Linked DNA regions of Homo sapiens: region 2 is linked to region 1. Evidence: chromatin loops called from intact Hi-C (ENCODE). Cell type or tissue: adrenal gland. All regions are shown on one strand. Links, peaks and the distances in the headings refer to the core of each region. The heading gives the core; the rest is flanking DNA.

What was found. Hi-C counts contacts between places; a loop is a spot of excess contacts. Peaks named below come from ENCODE experiments on the same cell type or tissue, not always from the same donor. Only the 100,000 strongest peaks of a DNase experiment are listed, where the experiment ranks them.
Region 2: a loop joins it to region 1, with 2.6 times the contacts of the local background. A loop is called at or near these places in 6 of 110 quality-filtered maps.

Annotation. Positions count from the first base shown.
Region 1 is chr21:26,021,749-26,027,349 of GRCh38, forward strand. APP (amyloid beta precursor protein) reads right to left here. Exons shown (of 18, transcript NM_000484.4): 6 at 92-294. Among named protein-coding and RNA genes, the nearest start is that of APP, 150 kb to the right of the region's middle. RefSeq lists an enhancer at 1,605-2,104. In adrenal gland, for the core only: no CTCF peak of the experiment used is centred there; no DNase peak of the experiment used is centred there.
Region 2 is chr21:26,151,977-26,157,577 of GRCh38, forward strand. The region is part of intron 1 of APP (amyloid beta precursor protein); the gene reads right to left. It overlaps LOC124900466 (a long non-coding RNA gene), which reads right to left and starts at 5,163. Exons shown (of 2, transcript XR_007067829.1): 1 at 1-5,163. In adrenal gland, for the core only: no CTCF peak of the experiment used is centred there; no DNase peak of the experiment used is centred there.

The DNA.
Region 1 (5,601 bases), core at 436-5,435:
AGGCAGTGGTGCTAGGGTGGATATTTCCAACTCTGGTATTACGCTTTCTTTTCCTTGGGGGTGGGGGGAATCCAAGCAAATGGTGGATTACCTCGAACCACCTCTTCCACAGACTCTGTGGTGGTGGTGGTGGTGGTGGCAATGCTGGTGGTTCTCTCTGTGGCTTCTTCGTAGGGTTCCTCAGCCTCTTCCTCTACCTCATCACCATCCTCATCGTCCTCGTCATCATCGGCTTCTTCTTCTTCCACCTCAGCCACTTCTTCCTCCTCTGCTACTTCTACTACTTTGTCTTCACTGTGAAGGCAAACACAAATAACAGAAAAAGTCAATTAAACACATTTCAGGGAAGGAAAAGAAAAGTCGTCCATATGGAATTTTGGCAATTTGAGAAGAAACACACCCAAAACTTCAATTCAGCAGGTCTAAGTATAAATCCCAGCTCAGTGGGTCTGCAAAAATTTTTATCCTTGGGGACAGTTCTTAGTTTCTGCAGTTGCTAAAAGGGGATGCCATGAGTCTAACCACAGGACATTCTGGAAAAGGGAAAATTACGGAGACAATAAAAAGATCAGCGGTTGCCAGTGGTTCAGGGGGAGTGGGGAAGGGATGAATAGGTGGAGTAGAGAGGATTTTTAGAAACTACTCTGCACGATACTGTCATAAGTAATAATAGATACACAGCATTAAGCATTTGTCAAAACCAAGAGACTATACTACACAAAAAGTCGCCTCTCATGTTAAAACAGGAATACTGGTTAATAATAGTGTATCGATATTGGTTCAAACGTACCATACTAAGGCAAAATGTTAATCCAGGGGAAACTGTTGGGGAGTGGGGAAGTGAGAGGTAGAGGGAACTTTTTGTAGTTTCTGCTTGAATTCTTTGTAAACCTAAAACTGCTCTGAAAAATGTAGTCCATTATAAAAAGTGGGGTGGTGGATATCAAAACTGAGTTTGCCGTATTATGGGAATTACTTCTCATAGTGCACATACAAGAGCCGCAACGCATTGCACGGTAGCGGATACTCAGTATATGCTGGTGGAAATTGGTTTAAAAACTGCAACTGAGAGCTTAAACTGGACACACAGGTGGAAGATGAAGCTGACTTAAGTAAACCTGCAATGCCCTGTGGTCAGGGATGCCTGCTGGAACTCACACAGGTGGAAGATGAAACTGACTTAAGTAAACCTGCAATGCCCTGTGGTCAGGGATGCCTGCTGGAACTCACACAGGTGGAAGATGAAACTGACTTAAGTAAACCTGCAATGCCCTGTGGTCAGGGATGCCTGCTGGAACTCACACAGGTGGAAGATGAAACTGACTTAAGTAAATCTGCAATGCCCTGTGGTCAGGGATGCCTGCTGGAACTATTTAGTTGCGTACCCTATGGTTACTAACTGCTTATGTTTTGTAGAAAACCAAATATTTCAGTGGTTCTCAAATTTCAGTGAGCATCAGAATCACCTGGAAGGCTTATTGAAACACAGATCACCTACCTGCTAAATGTGGTGGCTCATGCCTGTAATCCCAGCACTGTGGAAGGCTGAGGTGGGAAAAAACCTAGAGGCCAGGAGTTTGAGACCAGCCTGGGCCACACGGTGAGACCCTGTCTCCAAAAAAATTAAAAAAAAAAAAAAAAAAAAGCCAGGCATGGTGGTGTGCACCTGTAGTTCCAGCTACTCAGAAGGCTGGGGCGGGAGGATTGCTTGAGCCCAGGAGTTCGAGGCTGCTGTGAGCTATGACTGCATCACTGCATTCCAGCTAGGGAGACAAAGACACTGCCTCCTTAAAAACAAACAAAAACCAGCCAGGCATGGTGGTGTGCACCTGTAGTTCCAGCTACTCAGAAGGCTGGGGCGGGAGGATTGCTTGAGCCCAGGAGTTCGAGGCTGCTGTGAGCTATGACTGCATCACTGCATTCCAGCCAGGGAGACAAAGACACTGTCTCCTTAAAAACAAACAAAAACCAACACAGATCACCAGGTGCCTGTGGCAGTTTCTAATGCAGCTCCAGAGTTTCTGAATCATGAGGCCTTGGTGGGGCCTGAGAATGTGCATTTCAAATTCCCAGGTAATACTGATGCTGGTGGTCAGGGGAAAATATTCTGAGATCCACTGCAATATGCTGAGAATAATGGCAAGAGATAACCAGTAACTCAGTGAAATTGGGAAGAGGATCAGAAATATTTATGGTATTAAACATTTACATGCTGATGCATCATAGTTTGTAAAAAATAAGCAAATTTGGATGGCAAAAGAAGGGCATGTCTAGAACAAAATTAAAAAGGCCTATTAGGAAATCCTTGTGGAAATCATGTACCTGTCAAGGCAGGCATGGTTGACAGCATTTGAATATCTAATAGTAAAAGCCTATCGTATACCACCTAGCAGGACTAGAGGAATAGATGTCCTTGATCAGATCACAAAACCAATACAGGAGAAAGACCTAGATGTGGCAGGGGGTTTCAACCTTTCTGGGGCAACTACCACAGGTCTATTCGAGAAGTACCATAGTAATAGAATTAAAAGCTGCTATGCTGACATTATAATGTACCCAGAAGGAAAAAAAAAAGCGAGAGGGAGAAAGCAGAAGGGAATTATTACCACAGAGCTGATTCTGGCCAACAAGGAGAAGCTCATCATTGGGAAAAGTGATAGGAACCCGGGATTTGTAGCCACAGGAAGCCTTGGACTCGTAGTGAGAGCACAGCATTATGTAGGAAATCAGATTCCAAACACGTGAGACAAGCGAACACTATGATTCCATGATCTACGACAATAGAAAGGAAGACTCCTCCATAAACCTGAAAGGCTTTCAAAGTCTAACAGGACCGCCATAAGTAGTTTTGCTGAGAGTGAAAGGGAAAGATATGTAAAGAGATTAATCCATCAATGGCAGGAATTCTCTGATTACCTCAGGATTTAAAGCATGTGTTACACAAGTTGTATAAAGATGTGTATGATCCCCATGGAACACCTGACTCTGATTACGTAGGATACAAGAATAGTATAAAGGGCGTTTATAAAAGTTTCAAAAAAATGTGTATGACCCCCAAGTGGAACGCCTTTCTAACTCTGATTAAATATGATGTAAGGATATTAAGTGAAGACATCCGAAGAAGTTTAGCATGTGGCTAAAGAATAAAAAGAAACTGATTAAGCAGAATAATTTATTAATAGCAACTTACTCATATGTTAATAAATGAAGTGTTAATACAGAGAAAATCCTAATCAGTTATTGTAACATTTCCACAAGACTAGGACGAAATAGGTGAAAAGAGAAACAGAAAACACTGGCACTGAAAATCAGATGTTGGAAGCCTTTATCTCCTCGTAGAAATAAATGAGGTGAAATAACTGACTTTTTTTTTTGACTGCCCAAATTATTGCACGAAAGTTTACTACGTGGGGCTACATTTCAAAAGAATCCTTAACAGTTGCTCAGCTGCCCTGAGCTTCTGCCTTTGCATTTTTCTGTAGGATCTCACTGTTGTATTACTGGTGAATCAAAGAAAGATGACCTGATGCATGTCATCAGTTAATTTACCGTGTTTGAGATCTCTTACTTATTCAATCAAATCATGGGCACTAACTAGCGCTGTTTTCCAATTTAAGTGGAAAATTCAGGGAAAGTCAGGAAGAAAAATCAAACCAGTATTCTCTTTAAATCATGATGTATACACGTGATCTTGAACCATGACTGGAATGACGATGTCCAAGTGTACCATCCAGGGTTTGGACAGCACCGTGTTTCCAGGTGGGATGGTGAAAACATGACCCTGGGTATCCCCAGGTTCCTTCTCCAGGCTTCTTTGTTATTACTTGGATGTGGCCCTTAAAGCTCTGAATAGAAACCATGTTTGTAAAAACAGCTGTTTAGTGTGATCTGCATTCTGGTATGTGTCTAGCCGTGAAAAAGAGTGAATTATATGCCCATCATCCATCCCTGCATCTGCCTGAGCAATTTACTGGCATAATAACCAGGAACGGAGACACGTAATAAATAGTTCAACCGGCTAAGGAATTAAATTACTTGGCCTAAGAGAACTCAGGTCCAAGTTCTTATTACCATAGCTTTGATTTCTGGAATTAAATTTAGATGTCCATGAATTCAATTATTCATTTGGACACTATTTAAAACAAGAGCACACGGTTTTGTTTGAATAATGCTGCATCTTCCCAAAGAATGCCAAACACAACAACATTACAACTTTTAACTGCAGTTTTCATGAACAGCTAGAAACACTGAAAGGAAAAAAATGACTTTTCCACCACTTCTTCAAATGCTGGACAGACTGTTGTCCTGTGGACTTGTTTTGAAAAGCTCATCACAGTTTAAGGAGTTGCAAGGGAGGAACAGTTTATGGAAATATAAAGCTGAGCATCATAAAACAATTTCCTTACAAACAATCAAATAACAACTCACAATAAAATAAACGCTTGGCAACATAGTGGAACATTCATACCACATTCGCAGACTTTAGTGGCTATCAATTTATAGTGGGTGGCTTTTACAGCTTTTAAACACCAATAACAAACATTTTTACAGAACAAGGGAACCATCTGAAAATGCTGACCATCCCCAGAGTATCTGAATTTAATAAGGTCAAAGGGACATTCCTACGAGGAAATAAATCACTGATGATAAAATTTTATGTGTCAGCATGCGAGATTTTACTTGGATGAAGGAGAAATGACATCACAAAGGTGACTCTCCTTCTGTTTCTAACTAAAGCTGACCTTGATATAATTCCACATGCAGGTGCCGCCTGATAAGTCCCTTTACAGAGTGAAAGATTTTGATTCACACACCAATTTTCATTTCTGTTTATTAAAGTCATGCCAAAAAAGTCACCATTTGTATTTTCTAAGAAAGCCATATGACATTCTAGAAATGGCAAAATTATAGACAGTAACAGATCAGTGGCTTGGAAAGGTTAAAGGCAAGAGAGGGTCGAACAGGAGGAACACAGAGGATTTGGGGGATAGTAAAAGTACTCAGTATGACACTACAATGGTGGGTACATGTCATTAGACAGTTTTCCAAACTCACAGAATAAACAATGCTGAGAGAATGCTAATGTAAACTATGGACTTTGGGTGATAATAATGGTGTCAGTGTAGGTTCACTGATTGTAACAAATCGCTCTAAGGGGGACGCTGATAATGGGAGAGGCTGTGCAAGTGTATGAACAGGGAGTATATGGGAGAATCTCAGTACCTTCTGCCTAATTTTGCTGTGAACCTAAAACTGCTCTAAAACAATAAAGTCTATATTTATTCTTTCACAGTCTCTGTTAAGACGGACTTTTTTCTTCTTGCTACAGATAAACAGGGAGGAAATGACAGAGAGAAAGCTCTGATTCTCATGGTTATGTGAATATGGACTATCATGAGATCCAACCTACTTGCACTGATGAGGGAAGAGGGAAGACAACCAATGTCAGTTCCTGAAATGCAACCAACCAGGGGAAAGCTCAGCAGGAAGAGGTTCAGACTCTTCCTCTGTGGATATGAAAATGGGAAAAAAGAGTCTAGAGGCTCCCAGAGTCAGAAGAGAGAGAAAATACAGTAGTTTTTTTCAAGAAGATAAACAGAC
Region 2 (5,601 bases), core at 96-5,095, 130 kb after region 1:
ATAAAAAAGCACATGTCTGTCTGGGCACGGTGGCTCACGCCTGTAATCCCAGCACTTTGGGAGGCCGAGGCGGGGGGATCACGAGGTCAGGAGATCAAGACCATCCTGGCCAACATGGTGAAACCCTATCTCTACTAAAAATACAAAACAAAAACAAAATTAGCCGGGCGTGGTGGCGGGCGCCCGTAGTCCCAGCTACTCGGGAGGCTGAGGCGGGAGAATGGCGTGAACCCGGGAGGCGGAGCTTGCAGTGAGCCGAGATCGCGCCACTGCACTCCAGTCTGGGCGACAGAGCAAGACTCCATCTCAAAAAAAAAAAAAAAAAAAAAAATGGGCCAAGGATCTGAATAGACATTTCTAAAAAGCAAATGTACAAACAAACAAAACAAAACAAAACAAAAGCACAAGTCCACAACTACATAGCTCCAGTTTCCCTAAACAGATTTACCCATTCAGTAAACATTACATGTACAAAGAACTTAAAATAGTATGAGATTTAATGTTAAGAAATAAAATGTAGGATCTAAAACGTAATCTATAGCATAATCTCAAAAATGGTTTAGAAATGACATAATAATACAGACATTTGTGGGTGGTAGGATTATGCATATTTTTATATATTTTTAAATATATTTTTCAAAAGCTTCCTATAAAGAATGTAATTCTTTCCCAATTCCAAATCTAGCTTAAACATAATTTTACAAAAATTATTCTCTCAGAATGTAAACTAGTACCACCTCTATGGAAAACATTATGGAGATTTCCTAAAGAGTTAAAAGTAGATCTACCATTTGATCCAGCAATCTTAATACTGGGTATCTACCCGGAGGAAAAGAAGTCATTGTATGAAAAAGACACTTGTACACATATGTTTACAGGACCACAATTCACAAATGCAAAGATGCAGAACCAACCTAAGTGGCCACTGACTAATGAGAGGATAAAGAAGATGTGGCATATATATATCAGGGACTACTACTCAGCCATTACAAGGAACAAAATAATGTCTTTTGCAACAACTTGGATAGAGCTGGAGGCCATTATTCTAAGTAAAGTAATTCAGGAATTGGAAAACCAAAAACCGTATGTTCTCTCTTATAAGTGGGAACTAAGTTAGGAATAAGCAAAGGCACACAGAGGGACATATTGGACTTTAGAGACTCACGAGGAGGAGGGTAATAGGGGACTAGGGATTAAAAGAAAAACTAGACATTAGGTACAAGGTACCCTACTTAAGTGCACTAAAATCTCAGAATTCACCACTACGTAATTCAACTAAGTAACAAGAAACCACTTGTACCCCAAAAGCTACTGAAATAAAAATTATTCTCTCAAAAATTTTAAGCCCTAAACTTCAGTTCCTATTGTTTATATTTACTAAGAAAAACAACAGAAAACACTGTTTTAAAAATGGTGGATTTTTTTAAGGTTAAAGGTATATAAGACAGCTGCCTAAGGAAACGCAGATACCCCTGTACCTTGTTGTTGTTGTTGTTTTTCACTTTTTTAAAAAACATAGAGATGGGATCTCCTTATGCTGCCCAGGCTTGTCTCAAACTCCTGAGCTCAAGCAATCCTCTGACCTCAGACTCTCAAAGTTTTGGGACTACAGGCGACAGTCACCATGCCAGCCAATATCCTTGTACTTTTAACTCATTCCTACAAGCCATGAATCCTCTAAGCATTGTCCCAGACACAGCACTGGCAAACTTCAATCGTTTTCATCAGAATATAAAGAAACACAGGGCATGCTTAACTTCAAGGTTGATATTTCCTTTGTGAGTAAAGCCTTGCCACAGATGAGAAGTCCTGAGGATCAAACAGGAAAACTTTAAGTTTAATTAAATCTAAAATCATAAAACCTAAGTTATATGACTAAGCAAACTCTTCAAAGCACTCAGTCAACATCCATGCTGGTAAATATTTCAGGAATGAAATGAAAAATAACTTTCAATTCTAAAAGTTCATCCATCATGCATGCTTCACGTTGTAAAGCAAATATTTCACAAAAATGAGTTTACAACAAAAGAACACCAATCCCACTTCTCCAACCCTCCATGTCAGGCAGTAAGCTTTCCACATTTGCTTACATTCTGAAAATAACTATTTTACATGCCAGGAATGCAATAGGCTTAAGCTGTCAAAAAGTATCATACTTTAAGTGTAACTGGGTAAGAACTATGGGCACACACACAATAAGCCTTCCAAAACAAGGGGAGGTAAATGAAATCTTAATACCTGTGTTTCCAGAAGCCCAGAAATGAAGTGCAATTCCTTATAATCTGTACATGTTTACATACCCATACAGACAATAAAATGTGTAAGGTAATGACAGGTCCATCTCTCCCCTTCCTTTTAGTGGGCATCTGACATTTCAGGGTTCAGAATCACATATCCTGGGTCCCAAAAGGTCCCCCCATTCCTATTCCAACAGTGCTCACAATAGAAAAAGATGAACTGATCACTGGACCCTACATCATCTCATATATGTATAATACTAGTCCACAGAGAGGTTGAAGATATGCCTGGTAACTCTATTCATCCTACCCCACAAGTTTTGTCCAAATCAGGCCATGCCTTCAAGTGGGCCAGATTGTCTTAAAGCTCCTGGCTTAATATTTAACTGATAGCAACAACCTAACGTTAGTACCTTAGTAACTAAAGGGGATGCAGCAACATGAAGCAGAAAAAGTGATGAAGAAAGAGATTAGAAGTTAGAGAACAGGGACTGGGCTCTTGATCCTTAAAATGTGGGTGATTTTGAACAACTCAACATCTCCAGATATTACTTTCTTCATCTGTAAAGTGGAGAAGCTTAAAAAGGAGGTCTTATAGATTCTACCTGTTCCAGAAACTATGATTCTCTTCCTAGACAGCTGCAGGTTGAAGAGACTCTCCTAGAGCTGCACTGTCCAATACAGTAACCACTAGCCATCTGTGGCTACTAAGTACTTGACATGCAGCTGGTCTGAATTAAAATATGTGAAATATGTAATCAGGTGCGGTGGCTCACAACTGTAATCCCGGCACTTTGGGAGGCCAAAGCGGCAAGTCACTTGAGGTCAGGAGTTCAAGACCAGCCTGGCCAACATGGTGAAATCTCATCCCTACCAAAAATAAAAAAATTAGCTGGGTGTGATGGCACACGCCTGTAATCCCAGCTACTCAGGAGGCTGAGGCAGGAAAACTGCTTGAACCCAGGAGGTGGAGGTTGCAATGAGCCAAGATTGCAATGAGCAAGCTAGATTGCACTCTAGCCTGGGCAACCGACTGAGTGAGACTCCGTCTCAAAAAAATAGTAATAATAAAATAAAAAATAAATATGTGAAATGTGAACATTTTGAAGACATAATATGAAAAAATAATGTATTTCATAAATAGCTTTTATATTGACCCCCTGTTGAAATAACATTTTGAATTTAGTGACAGACTAAAATTAATTTCGCCTGCTTATTTTTTTATGTGGCTACTTGAAAACTTTAAATTAGATCTAACGGTCCTATTATACCTCTACTGGATAATTCTGCTTTAAAGTCAGTCCTGGGCATGCATGACGCCCAGAGGAATTCACAGATAAAATGAGCCCAGGAATCTGTATGGAATACAGACCTGTAGGTTACCATTTCCATATTAAATGTGTAAAGGGCTGTTTTAAAACCATGCTTTTGTTTTCTTATTTTGTGCACCAACAATAAATCAACAGCAAATATCATTGGGTCTAAAAATAATTGATATCTGGCTGGGCGCGGTGGCTCATGCCTGTAATCCCAGCACTTTGGGAGGCCGAGACGGGTGGATCATGAGGTCAGGAGATCAAGACCATCCTGGCTAACATGGTGAAACCCTGTCTCTACCAAAAATACAAAAAAACGTAGCTGGGAGTGGTGGCGGAAGCCTGTAGTCCCAGCTACTCGGGAGGCTGAGGGAGGAGAATGGCGTGAACCCAGGAGGGAGGCAGAGCTTGCAGTGAGCCGAGACCGTGCCACTGCACTCCAGCCTGGACAACAGAGCGAGACTTCGTCTCAAAAAAAAAAAAAAAAAAAAAGATACCACTTCATTTATGCTATGCCTGAATCCTAATTATCAACTGTAGGCCTTAACAATAATCCTAAGTGGATGTGCCTTTATGCAGGCACTTGTGGCCTTTTTGTTTTCTTTGAATTAAATATACAAAGTAATAATTTATCTTACTTCATAAAAAGATTATAATCTCCCATTTTTTAAAACACATTTGATATTAGTAGGAATAACTAAAATGAACTCGTATGAATAGACCATTTTTATTTCATTGATATCTAACTAGGAACGTTGCAACTAATTTTTGCAATCTGTATCAATTTGTTTAATATATTTTAAATGAACAAAGAAGCAGAGATAGTTTCTAGAGAGCTTATTTACTTAAAAATACAACAGATATTAATCAATAAAATATTAATAAGATTCAGGTGAGTCGAGAGTGAGTACTCAAGTTCTCTTTTCTCACAACGTATTCTTGGAGTGCCAACCTTTTCAGTTCAATGATTTTATGCAAAGGTATACATCTAACTGCCTGCAAAATAAACTACTGACTATTTTAAATCAGATAAAGCAAACAACAGCCCCCAGCTCTGCAATCCAAAGCCAGCAAAGGTCACCCATTTCAGACTGGGTTTGAAGCATAGCCAGTTATGATAGCTCAAATATTTTCAGATGTATGAAAGCAGAACAGAATTCAGAAATATACATTCTTTGGCAGACAATTTTTTTAGAACCAAGTTTCTCAAATTATATAATACAAACTATATGACTATTAGAAAATTATGCATGAATTAAAGGAGATTTATTTAATTTTCAAATTCTAATATAATTAAAATTTTCAAACTTAACTATATGGGCTTCACGGGTGAAAAAAAGTATAATTTAAAAATATGAGCAATATAATATGACAGAAATATACATTCAAACACTCTTTCTAATTTTTCATAAATTAACAACTATTTGAGACATGCACAAATTTTCATGTGTTTTTCTGAAGGTGGTATCCAGAAGTGATAATTTTCCTGACAGTTTAACATTTTTTAAAGACATGCCAAGATTTAAATAATGTAGCTTTTTGATTACTCTTTTTTTTTGAGACAGAGTCTGGCTCTGTTGCCCAGGCTGGAATGCAGTGGTATGATCTCGGCTCACTGCAACCTCCGCCTCCTGGGTTCAAGGGATTCTCCTGTCTCAGCCTCCCGAGTAACTGAGACTACAGGCATGCACCACCACGCTCGGCTGATTTTTGTATTTTTTGTAGAGACGGGGTTTCACCATGTTGGCCAGGCTGGCCTTGAACTCCTGACCTCAAGTGATCCACCCACCTCAGTCTCCCGAAGTGCTGGGATTACAGGTGTGAGCCACCGTGCCCGGCCTTTTTGATTACTCTTAAAACTGCGGGATCAAAATGAAATGTTAGAAAGTAAAACCAACAGCAGAAAGTAAAACCAAGAGCAGCTTCTGAGGAATCATATTTTAGACATTTCTTTCAGACAGATTCTGTAATGTGTCAAACTATTGGAACATATTTCAACTAAATATTTAAGTGAAGACAAAATCCCTACTACAAAACCTCCAAATACT